2 separate regions of the Homo sapiens genome follow, and region 2 is linked to region 1. Evidence: chromatin contacts called from ENCODE Hi-C or POLR2A ChIA-PET data. All regions are on one chromosome and are shown on one strand. Each heading gives the region's core, a stretch centred on a gene start or an enhancer-like site at or near the end of the contact. The rest is flanking DNA. Distances are from core to core; before and after follow the strand shown. Region 1 holds the start of GALNT18 (polypeptide N-acetylgalactosaminyltransferase 18). Region 2 overlaps LOC105379882 (a long non-coding RNA gene).

Region 1 (5,818 bases), core at 1,045-3,544:
TCACGGAGCTGAGCTCTGGCCTGGAAAGGGAGTGACCATATCTGGAAGGAAACTCACATGATCCTAACCACTCACTATGTGTCCTGCACTAATTAAAGCCCTTTCTGGAACATTCTCTCAGTTAATTTTCACAGCCTGTCCTCAGTAAGGTATTGTCTACCTACATTTGATACATGGGAGAAATTGAGCCCTACTGACTTTTTGAAATGTGTCCAGGCTCTCATAACTAATACATGGTGGATCTGGGATTAGAACCCTGGAGTCTGCCTGCACCTCCAGAGAAAATTCTTTGAACAGGTCAACTCAAACCTGTGACTTTTCAGAGAGGAGAACCTGTTCAGCATTCTTCTTTTGTTGTATTCATCCCCTCTACAGTTACACATTATCTTAGAGGATCAGCTGTACAAAATTTAAGATCACACAATTCACTTTGTTTTCTTCTTGACCCTCATTTTTTTAAACTTGGGATTTAATTTTTTTCCATTAAGAATGTGAAAAGAATGAGTATTGCCTTCTCTTTCTAGTCCTGTGGTGGTTTAGGAAGATCCCAAGAAGGGCTGAACTTCCAGGGCTCCTCCTGGGAGAGGGGGCAGAACAGAAGGAAAGATTACACCTTAGCCTGTACTCAAGGGCATTGCTTGTAAGTCTGTCCAACCAGAAGAAAGTTCAGATCCTTTATTTGTGAGCTGGATTATACCTCTGGAAGAGAAAAAAGGGAGAGACAAGTTTTACTCCCTCCTGGAGGCAGATTTCTCTACCTTGATTTTTTCAGAAATTGTGTACATTCTCTCCTCTCATGTATGTATCTCCTACATACCATACACACGATTCTTCTCCCCCTTCTATACCCCAGCCCACGCCAACCCACACCCACTGTTCTCTCTTCCAGCTATGGATCAAGGGAAATCTTCCCGGGTCCCTAGTTGGTATCTGTTTTCATAGCATCTTTGGGGAGGTTTTGTAAACAAAGCATTGGTAGAAGGGCCCTTGGCTGATGGGGCCATAAAGTGCCCTTTCTTTGGTTTTGTGCTCTCCCTCTCTTGTGGGGCCAGTCATTTGAATCCAGAAGATATCCCAGGATGGAGCTGCCCTGAGTATTTCTGTGGCTGGTTGGAAGGCTGGCACACAACAAAGTGGGCATGCAGCAGGCTGCCTCCCTGGCTTAGGCCAAAAAAATAAAGCAACTCAGAGATGGAGAAGAGGCAGGAAATCTATGTTGTAAAAAGTCTTTGTTTAAAGGAATTCCGTTCAGGTGCTGAGAACGGGGTGTTCAGCAGAAGAGGATAATATGAGTAAACATTGGCAGTAAGAACAAACACAGCAGTATCACTGTCTGCGTCTGGCCTCCTCCTGTGCTCAGTCACAGGTCTCTCCCACCGCCCTCTATGATAGCAATCATAAACAACATGTAGAAGGGCTTTACAGTTCACAGACCTCAGTTCCCCTCAGCGGCACTTCCTTGCAGGGTTTCTTTATGCACTGGATGACCCTGGTTCCACATAAATGAAAACTGGGCTTAAAGGACACATCCATGTCCTGGGAGCTGTACAGACTTAAAGAAAAACCTAGATAGGGGCAAAAATTGGGGCAGGCGGTGGGGGTGGGGGGTGGGGGGTGGGGGGGGGGAAGAAGTGGTCGAGAGAGTCATCTAATAGGTCACCAATGTTGCTTCTGGGAGGTTGCCGGAGGGTTGGCTCCTTTCAGCCAGGTTTAGGGCCAGGTCTGGACACACTCAGGAGGCCGGTGGCTGAAGGGCAGAGGGCAGGGTGGAGGCCCAAGTGAGGCCAAGGAAGGAGTGGATGCCGCTGGGGCTGGCACTTCCTTGGCTTCTCAGCGTCCTGGCAACCAAGAAAAGATTCCAGGAGTCGACTGGTGGCACCAATGCGAGAAGCCCCGGGCGGATGAAAGAAGCTGACCCGTGCGAACCCCCCACCCCCTCCACAAAACCAGGAGATTCCTGCCCAAGAGCAAGAGATGGAATTCCCCTAACGGAGGAAGCTGCCGACCTAAGGGCTGGGACTGGCAGCGCGCCCTCTCCGGGAGCTTCAGGTCTGGGGCAGCCTGTGCAGGCGCGGGTGGAGGCCCGGGCGCGTCCCTGGGGGCGGGAGCCAGGGGCGGCCAGCAGGTGGGGCCTGGGAGCTGGACTCCGCCCCCCGCTCCCTCCCCGTTGGTCCGCTGCCGCTCAGCACCGGCCCCTCTCCCGAGCCGGAGCGCGATTGGTGGCAGCGCTTGTCGCTCGGAGGGGGCCGGGCCGCTCTGCTTCGCGGCTCTCCCCGCCGCCGCTGCCGCTGCCGCTGTTCTCCTAGCAGCGCGGGCCGGTCGGACCGCCAAGGCAGCCGGCGCTGGCGATGGGAAGCGGCGTGGCCGCCGACACAGGCAGTGGCAAAGTTTCCCAGACGTACACATCTGGACGCGCGGCTGCCGGCTACCCGTGACCCCTCTAGGAAGGGTTCAGGGATTTTTAATTTGGAAAAAAATCCACCTGGTTTCCTTTGTCAAGGTCTCTCCGGGTGGCCAGCGGCAGGAGCTGCAAACTTGGGCACGGCGGCTACACCGGCAGCGGACCGGGCTTTGGAGAACCTCGGGACTCAGGTGCTGAGGTGCCCAGCGGCTCCGGACGTGCTACGGGGTGCGAGCGCGGGGGAGTTCGGGGCGCACGACAAGGAAGGGCCCCCGGGAGCTCTATATGGAGGAAGGAGCCCAGAATGGTGTGCACCAGGAAGACCAAAACTTTGGTGTCCACTTGCGTGATCCTGAGCGGCATGACTAACATCATCTGCCTGCTCTACGTGGGCTGGGTCACCAACTACATCGCCAGCGTGTATGTGCGGGGGCAGGAGCCGGCGCCCGACAAGAAGCTGGAGGAAGACAAAGGGGACACTCTGAAGATTATTGAGCGGCTGGACCACCTGGAGAATGTCATCAAGCAGCACATTCAAGGTACGGGCGCCCCGGAAACTTGGGTCGCCCATGAGGCCCGGGAGTGCCCCGCGCGGCGCGGGGTGCGCTGGGGCTGGTGCGCATCAACTCAGCCACGGCGGGGCTCTGGGGCCGCAGATGCGTGGTAGTCGTGGGGCCTGCGTGTGAGCTCCTGCCTGCGTTCGGGACCTTCTGTCTGCGGCCGTGCGCTCTTCCCCGGGGCACACGTGTGTGCGCAGGGCTGCACGAGCGGATGTGTGCAGCTAGCTGGCGGTATGGGGGCGCGCTGCGCACGTGTCCAAATGTGCGTGTGACTCTGGGCTGGTTGCTCGCGGGCTCTCGGGATCGCACACAAGTCCGGCTCAGAGTGTGTGTGCATGTGAATGTCTGTGTGTGTACAAGAGGGAACGCGCGGGCAAACGAGCTTTTTTGGCCACTGTAGGCGTCAGGCGAGATGCCCGCGCGGCGGCCCTGACTATTGGCAGTTAAGACCCGCAGGCTGCCGGACAAGCGAGGCTAGGAAAATTGCGTTGTATCAGCCCCAGCCCCAGTCTTGCTGTGATCCCGTTGGTAGGCGATAGGGAATGCAAGGAGCCCTCTGTGGTTGAAAAGCCGCTTGAACCTATAGCAGTCCCTACCCCCACCACAGCCCGCGGGTCCAGGACCCTCTCCAGGAGCAGGTGTCAACGCCGGGAAGTAGCGCTGGAGTCTCTGTCCACTGTGGTGATGACTCCGCCCAAGACTGGAAGAACACGCCCTGGGCTGCGCCTTCCCCGCGGAGCCGCCCGGGACCGGGTGAAGGCCGATCCCTACTGTAGCTCCACTCTCAGGCCCTGGGAGCAGCCGGGGCTGAGCAGACCTGGGTTGGGTCTGAAGTGTAAGGTTACGCTGGTTGGGTGCGCTCCAGACCAGCGCGGGGGTCCAAAGGGAGGGTGGGGGTTGCAGGGCGCTCTCCCGAGGCGACCTGGTCAATGAGCTGTCATGGGAGGGAATGGAGTTCCGGGCGCCAGGAGCACTGGTGCCGGGTGTGCACACACACACACACACGCGCGCGCGCGCGCGCTCACGTCCACACTTCCTCCCCTCCCCGCGCCCCCTGCTTTCTTCCAGGTGTGTGAGCTTCTTAAGGGCAGGGCCGAGCTTGGTTCCCCTGTAAACCTAGCAGGCCCACCAGGCTCAGGGGCCAGTGCATGGCAGACCTTGGCAAAATCGAATTGAACTGAAGGCTTACCCCCCACCCCCCCGCCAGGAGCACTCCCTTTTGTTTACACGTGGATGTCTGAATTCCAATCCTTGCACCTGCTGCTCTTGCCAGAGTAGAGATGGCTCCTCCGTCTGAATTTGGTGTTTCCCCAGGTGTCCAGAATAGTTCCTTTCCAGGAGGGGAAGGTTCAGGGAGGTTCAGGTGAGTGCAGGAGAGGCATCCACATCCATAGTGCTTCCTGACTAATGACTTCAAAACAAGCCCATGGCTTCGGCACCTTCCCAGAAAAGAGGGACATTGACAGCTTCTTCTTCAGACCTGCCTCTGCCTCTCAACCTGGCACTGGGCTTGAAAACCAATTTACCTATCTGTGGGTGCCAGTTGCTGTTATTTCTTACGTGTCCTTTTCCATCCCATAGGTCTTGATTGACTATTAATCAGCAATAGAAGTACAGTGTTTCCCCCAGGGTGATTCAGAATGTTCCCCAGGAGACACAAAGCCATGCCTTACTTTGACATTTCTAGTTTGCCGACAGATTTTGAGATTTTCATTCACAGATTCTGTGTGTGTGTGTGTTCCTGGAAAATGATTCTCTTGTGCTTTTCTTTCTGGTCAGGCAGGAGGTGAGCAAGGTACTGCTTTGGGGATGCTTTCAGGGGATGCCATTAACCCCTGAGCCTGTAACGGAGTGGGTGCCAGTCATGTGGAATGTGGACCATGTCACATGATTTCTAAGGTTCCACATGGAAAAGCATGATGTTGAAGTTGAAAGGAAGCATTGTGATTTTTCTCCCCGGAAACTTTATAACTATGTGTTGTTCAGCACTTTCAAATCTATACCTGAAAAATTGGAGAAGATAGGTTAAAAAAATAGGAGACAGGGTCCCTAAAACACGTGTTGTTCCACTTGTACACGTGCAATGACCCCTGTGGGTATTCAGAAATAACCACAATCTCGACAGAGGGCCAAAGCTGCCACCTATAGGAAGGTAGGGAAGGGTCAGTGACTTGGAAAGACTGGAAATGAGGCAGGCAGGGGCAGAGGTTACCAGGTTGGCTGTGCCATGATGGTGTAGCAATGACCAACAGTTCCCTTTGCCATGCTGGGGCCATCCTGAGCTGGGATTTAGGAAACAGAGGTAAAGGGCCTATAAAATTTGGGGCTGGTCAAGTGCAGCTCTCTGAAGGCAGAGGGTGGTAAAGGACAATAAGATCAAGCTCTTGTGCTTGATGGTACAAGCTGTTTATGTGTAACCCACTGTCAAGTTCCCTCTAGTCAGCATAGCCCTTTGAACAATCCAGTTTACTTTGCTGAACTGGAGGGAATAAGCGGTAATAATAATAAGAGCTAAAATAACATAGCACCTAGGATATGTCAGGCCCTATTCTAAACACTTTACATATATTGACTTATTTAATCTTCACAACCTTATGAAGTAGGTAATATTTGCTCCATTTTACAGATATGGAAACTGAGGCAGGGAGAGGGTATATGATTTGTCCAGGGTCACACACTGGTATATGATAGTATAGGGATGTAAGCTCAGCTAGTGTGGCTTCAGAAGTCTAAGTTCTTACCCACGTACTAAACTGTCTCCCAGGAGGGCCCCAGGGTCCCTTGGAGTCTGTTGACAGTGGTGGAAGTGGGTGTCAGAGGATGGCTGAGGGGTGAGGGAGTCAGCAGCCTTCCCACT
Region 2 (5,818 bases), core at 2,322-4,821, 690 kb after region 1:
CACCAGAGCAGGGCTTCCAGCCAAGCCTGGAACCTCCACACACAGCAAAGAACCTGATGGGTAAATGTTAATTGAATGAAGGAGACAGATAGAACTCAGAGGTAGCGGTGGAGGAGATGGGGAGAAAGGGAGAAAAAGAAGCAGAAGAGGAAAAAGAAGGGGAAGGGGAAGGAGAAGCAGAAGGAGGAGGACAAGGATGAGGAAGAGGAAGGGGAAGGAGATGGGAAGGGGAAAGGAGAGGAGGAGCCCAGTGATAAGGGGCAAGCCCTATGGCAGGGGCCAAGATCCTTTGCCTTGGTGGGCTCTGGAGACGCAAGGCTCCCACCGGCATGTGAAATGTCAAGCCCCTGATTAGCAATTCCAGACGCACCCACCGGTGGGCCACGGTCTCCAGTGGTCTCCTTGCCCCTGGTTCAGGTGGGCTCAGAATCCAGGTAGGGCTGGAGGACAGCAACAGACCCTGCACTGTGCATGTGTCAACCTTTTCCTCAGGGTCCTCTAGAAAAGGCACTCCTGCCTCACCCTCCCTCCAACCAATCTTTCCCACAACCTCTTGGAACCAAATGAACACATCTGTTGGTAAAAGGCAATGTAGTAAGAGAACAAGATCTGGACCCAGGTGGTTGGGCTTGAGCCCTGGCCCTGCCATTCACCAGCTTTTCATCACTGGACAAATGACACAACCAACCTAAGTCACTATTTCTTCATTTGTAAAATGGAGAAAATGATAATATCTGCTTCCCAGGGTTGTTGTGAAGAATAAATGAGATTATGTAAGTAGTGTGAACTGGTGTGTGTGTGTGTGTGTGTGTGTGTGTGTGTAATGCTTATTGTGCTTATTGTGTGTCAGGCACTATGTTAGTCATTACACTTACATACGATGCATATATATATGTATGTATGTATCTCATTACTCTTATACAGAAATGAGTAGGGCTTCTGGGTGACGTGAGTATTGTCTACACGACAGAACCCAAAGTCAATCTTAACGCCTCTTAATTTGGCAGTTAAAATTCCATGCAGCCCCCAGTGGCAATGCTTCCACATCTTGAAACTGAAAACTCAGATTGCAAGTGGCCTCTTTTTCCAGGTCAAAGGAGGCAGCTTCTCTTAATAACCATCCTGGAAAAACACCACATCTGAGAAAAGGTGCCCTCACTGCCTCATTCACTTGTCCCCAACTAATGAGAGTTTCCTGCTTTTGCCCTGGGAGACTGATTATTGCCCTCCTCCTCACTGGGAGGTTGTGGGCAGGGAACATGCCAGTCAGGGAGGCCTCTGCTTGCACCCTCTCTACTCCCCAGTGAAACAGAAGGGGATGTCAAAGGAGCACTTCCCCTTGCAGAGCTTGGACTGCTCCAGGAACGTGCTGCTCAGAGGCCTGTCTTGGCCTCCTTATTGACTGAGGAAAGCAACATCTGTTGGCACAAAACAAAAGCTCTTAACTGTCTTGTTAAAGCCAGAGCTCCTCAACCAGCATCCACTGGGTAATTTTTCTGGGTTAATAGTTGGGCCACAGAGCTGAGAGACAGGGAGGGGTAATAGCCCTTGTTGCCTCTTAAAGCCATCTATACGTCTTGCGTTTGCCATGAACCCATTCCAGCTTTTCCCAGGTTTTGTTCCCCAGGCTTCCCATAGATGGCCTAGGTCAGAGTTTTTTTAATCTCTATTGCATCACAATCACCTGGGGAACTTTGGTAAAACATGAAGACTGAGCTCCACCTGGACTAACTGAACCAGAATCACTCGGGTATGGAACTCAGGGAACCTGTGCTTCTTAAAAACTCATGGAGTAATTCTGATGCACAGTGAGGGTGGTGAACCACAGTTCCAGACAGTTTTCCATAGGTTTGCTGGGCCTTTCTGTAAGCAAGTGGCTGCTGCTTAGAAAACTGTTCCCACCCCATACCCTATGCACAAGCACACACACACACACGCACACACACTGTCTCTCAAGTATCAGGGCTGTAGTGTGGTATAACTGAGTCATGGGCATGAGCCCCTTTCCCAACCTGCCCACCAGGTAAGCTCAGGTCACGAGAGCAATAACTACCACATGTGCAGGTCTTCACTGCTTACCAAGCTTTCTTCAGAGATATGAGTGCCTTTAATCTTCTCAGCTGCCTGGGGAATAGTGATTATATTACCATTCTACCAAGGAGAAACTTGAGGCCTGTGGTAGGCAGAATAATGACACCAAAGATATTCACATCCTAATTCTCAGAACTTGGTGGTTCTGAAAATTAATATAAACCCTTTGAAAAACATTTTGTGTAAAAGCCTTTGATCCAGTGACTCCACATCCAGGAGCCTATCCCAAGGAAAAACTTACAAACATAAAAATCCTTACGAGCAAAAGTATTTATCATAGAGTTATTTATATTTAAAAATTAAAATGATTTACATTTCCAAAATTATGGGAAGGCTTAGGTAAAATATGGTATAGTCACTCAACTATGTAGTCAGTAAAAATGTTCGCTGTGTATATTAATATAGACTATATTTAGTATAATTTAGCACATTTTATATAATTTAGAATATATTTAGACACAATATTTAATTGAAATACCAGGATCTCAAGTTGTATATACAGTATAACTATGTAAAAACTATTTTTTAAATGGAAGGAAATGTTTATTATGTTTCTCTTCTATTGTCTGAACTGTATTTTCAATTCTTTATGAGTATACTTTATAAATGAGTATTACAGTTCACCCCCTGCAAAGAAGTCCACATCCTGATCCCCAGACCTTATGAACATGTTACCTTATGTGGCAAAGGGACTTTGCAGATGGAATTAAGTTAAAATGGGGAGAGTATCCTGGACTATCCAAATGGGCCCAGTGTAATTACAAGGGCCCTTTTAAAAGAAAGACCGGAGGCTCAGAGTCAGAAAAGGAGAGGTGGTGATAGAAGCAGAAATCAGGGTAATGTGTCCAGGAGCCAAGGAATGCAAGCAATCTCTAAAAGTTGGAAATGGGCTGGGCACAGTGGCTTGTGCCTGTAATCCCAGCTGAGGCGGGAGGATTGCTTGAGGCCAGGAGTTTGAGGCCAGCCTGGGCAACACAGCAAGACCCTATCTCCACGAAAAATAAAAAACAAAATTAGCCAGATATAGTGGCGTGTGCCTATAGTCCTAGCTACATAGGAGGCTGAGGCAGGAGAAGTGCTTGAGCCCAGGAGTTCAAGGTTGCAGTGAGCTATATTGCACCACCGCACTCTGGCCCAGGCAACAGGGGGAGACCCTGTCTCAAAACAAAACAAAGTTGGAAAAGACAAAGAGCGGGTTCTCCCCTAGAGCCCCCAGAAGGAACACAGCGTTCGATTTTAGCCCCAACAAGACCCATTTCAGACTTTGACGTCTAGAACTGTAAGCTAATAAACTTCAGTTGTTTTAAGCCATGACATTTATGGTAGTTTGTTACAACAGCAATAGGAAACTAATATAAGACCCGAGGAGGTAAAGTCCAAAGTACCTGTAGGAGCTGAGACCAGTTCTCGTTTCCCTCCTACTGTAGACTCAGGTACCCCAAAGCCCAGAGCTGCCCCTTAAGAGGAGAAGAGACAGCTCCACTGTGTGCATGCACCCCTCTAGGGCTGTGGACTGGTTGAACCTATGGCAGTCCCAGCTGTTGAGCCTTCCCGCCTTCCCCTTTTCCTCTAGAGTCTCCTTCCTAGGGATTACAGTGTGGTGTACAGATAAGAGCAGAGGAACTGACTTGAATATAAGAGCATTTTCCTTTGGAACACTCCACTCCCCAGCCATCAAGGTTTTTATAGCAAACACCATCCATAGCAACAAGATCAAAAATTCTAAACAGGCAAAAGCTAACAATAAATATCTAAAACCATTATGTGTTGAATGACAGTGGTTAGAACAAACAAAAAATTAAACTAAAACCAGAAGGTGAGTTCTACCACTTTTTAAAGTGCCTGCAATCGCAAATACCCATCATCCAGGGGGAGAATTGGGGTTCTTTGGCTTTTGGTTTTTAAGGTGGAGAGAACATTGGCAGAACCTGTTAGGAAATGAATTCCTTTACATTGTTGGTTCTCCAGACCAGCAGTATCAGCACCATCTGAGAACATTATTAAAATGCACATTCTCAGGCTCCACCCAACACCTACTGAAAGAGGAGCTCTGGGGTGGAGCCCAGCCATCTGCTCTAACAAGCCCTCCAGGTGACACTCATGCGCACCAGTTTGAGAACCACCGTCCTACAGGAAATCCAAATGCTGCTAAAAAGTTTGCCTGTCTGCTATCAAACCGAAAACATAACAGTTTCCCAGTATGTAGGTGAACGGCTAGAGTTTGGGGCCAGACTGGCATAAAAAAAAAAAAAAAAAAAAAAAAAAAAAACCTCCGAGTTTGGGGCCGGATTGGCAAGAAAACCGAAGTAAAATACTGACGGGGAAGGGCCTCTTTACAACTTTTTTCTTATGGATGTGTGATATAAATAGTATGCTTGCTGTGCAAACACATCCCCAACCCCTCCTTCCAACCCCATTGCTGCCCCTTACCCTCGCCTACAAAAAAACTCCGTATCCTTCCGTTCCTCAGTCCGGACTCCAGCTTTTTTCCTGGTCTCTCTCAAGTCATCCAAACCTCCTCCCAACCGCCACAAAGCTGCCCACCTACTATGCAAATCTAAACCCTTCCCATTCCCTCCCTTCACACAGTCTTAAAAGTTCCCTCCACAACGAAATTTCGTGTCAGAACTGTCTACTGGAACCCTTGGAAGCAAATAAACCGCCTTCCTCTAGCCTGAGAAACGTTCATCTGTCTCCTCTCCACTCTTGGGACAGCACCAAGAAGCTGGTTCCCGTAGCTTAGGGTTCGCTCGGCTCGGACTAGCCCCGGCTGCTGGGCGAAGCGGAGACTGTTGGAAGACTGTAGTCTGGAAGGTTTAGACTGAGCTGGAGGGACACCATGTGGCCATACCCAGTATGACACCTCAGGCCCGGAGGCTTCTGTTGTTTCTGTGGTGGTGTTTTTGTAAAGACCGTGAAACATGATGTTTAGGGTATTTTTGAGAATTAAAAAAGAGCAAAAGTTCACTCACAATTATGCTAACAAGATTATTGTTATTTCTGTTTCTTTTATTAAACATTTTCTGACAATTACAACAACACCCCCACCCCAAGGAGCACACCTTTCTTTTCAATGGAAATCTGATCATCAGCATTTTCCATGTTCATTCAAGTTTTTTGCAATCATTCTCTTCAGCGATAGATAACAGTAGACCCTCGATACATGCTGGTGCAATGAAATGGAATGAAGGAGCATTCAATTGTAGAGGGATGCTCAAGGTATAGAGGAACAGGGAAGTGAACCATTAATTCCGCCTGGACAGTCAGGGAAGATTTCTGAGAGATGTCATTCGGCTGAGGTGATTGAAGGAGAATCAGGTTATAGGATTGAAGGAGGATCCATTAAAAAGGTGTTTATTCTAGCACAGCTGAACACAATAAAGCCTGAACCAGGACAGAGCCCTGGGATCGGGTGGAGGGAAGGGGTGCAACAGAAATCTCTGGGGAGCAAGTTAAAACACAGATTCCCATGCTTTGCCCAGAGACCCAGATCTTGTAGGTCTAAGGAGGGGCCCAAGAATCTGAATATTTAGCAAGACCTCCCCACAGGGTGCTGCTGTTGCAGGTAATCCTCATGCCCACCACTGTTATTAAGCCCACAATCATCCTCGCCCCCCTCCTTCTTACTGCCTCTGTGGCCTCTGCCTGGAAAGTTCTTCCCATTCTGCTCTCGCTTGGCAAATGCCTTCTCCTTCAAGACCCGGCAGTGCAAATGTTCATAGGTAAA

The links. Hi-C counts contacts between places; a loop is a spot of excess contacts on that map. ChIA-PET counts read pairs that join two places held with the same protein, here RNA polymerase II (POLR2A). Pooled maps may share reads with other maps.
Region 2: a map of MCF 10A shows a loop between it and region 1 (7-fold over the local background). The contact joins the enhancer-like site here to the promoter of GALNT18 in region 1. A Hi-C loop is called at or near these places in 10 of 168 maps with a recorded cell type or tissue (B cell, HCT116, MCF 10A and 7 more), 4 of 37 single-sample maps with no recorded cell type and 27 of 50 pooled maps. POLR2A ChIA-PET finds 5 or more read pairs at or near these places in 1 of 52 experiments (A549).

Annotation. Positions count from the first base shown.
Region 1 is chr11:11,618,481-11,624,298 of GRCh38, reverse strand. GALNT18 (polypeptide N-acetylgalactosaminyltransferase 18) reads left to right here and starts at 2,294. Exons shown (of 11, transcript NM_198516.3): 1 at 2,294-2,940. The coding sequence starts at 2,706. RefSeq lists silencers at 1,992-2,351, 3,102-3,181, 3,202-3,271 and enhancers at 1,854-2,354, 2,472-2,551, 2,762-2,811, 3,552-3,781, 3,444-4,413 and 1 more.
Region 2 is chr11:10,933,014-10,938,831 of GRCh38, reverse strand. LOC105379882 (a long non-coding RNA gene) reads right to left here. Exons shown (of 4, transcript XR_001748122.2): 3 at 4,522-5,385. Among named protein-coding and RNA genes, the nearest start is that of ZBED5-AS1, 78 kb to the right of the region's middle. RefSeq lists a silencer at 1,983-2,171. Within about 2 kb of position 3,571, at least 2 of the 41 ENCODE cell types and tissues checked have a DNase peak (open chromatin) inside an H3K27ac peak, as active enhancers do.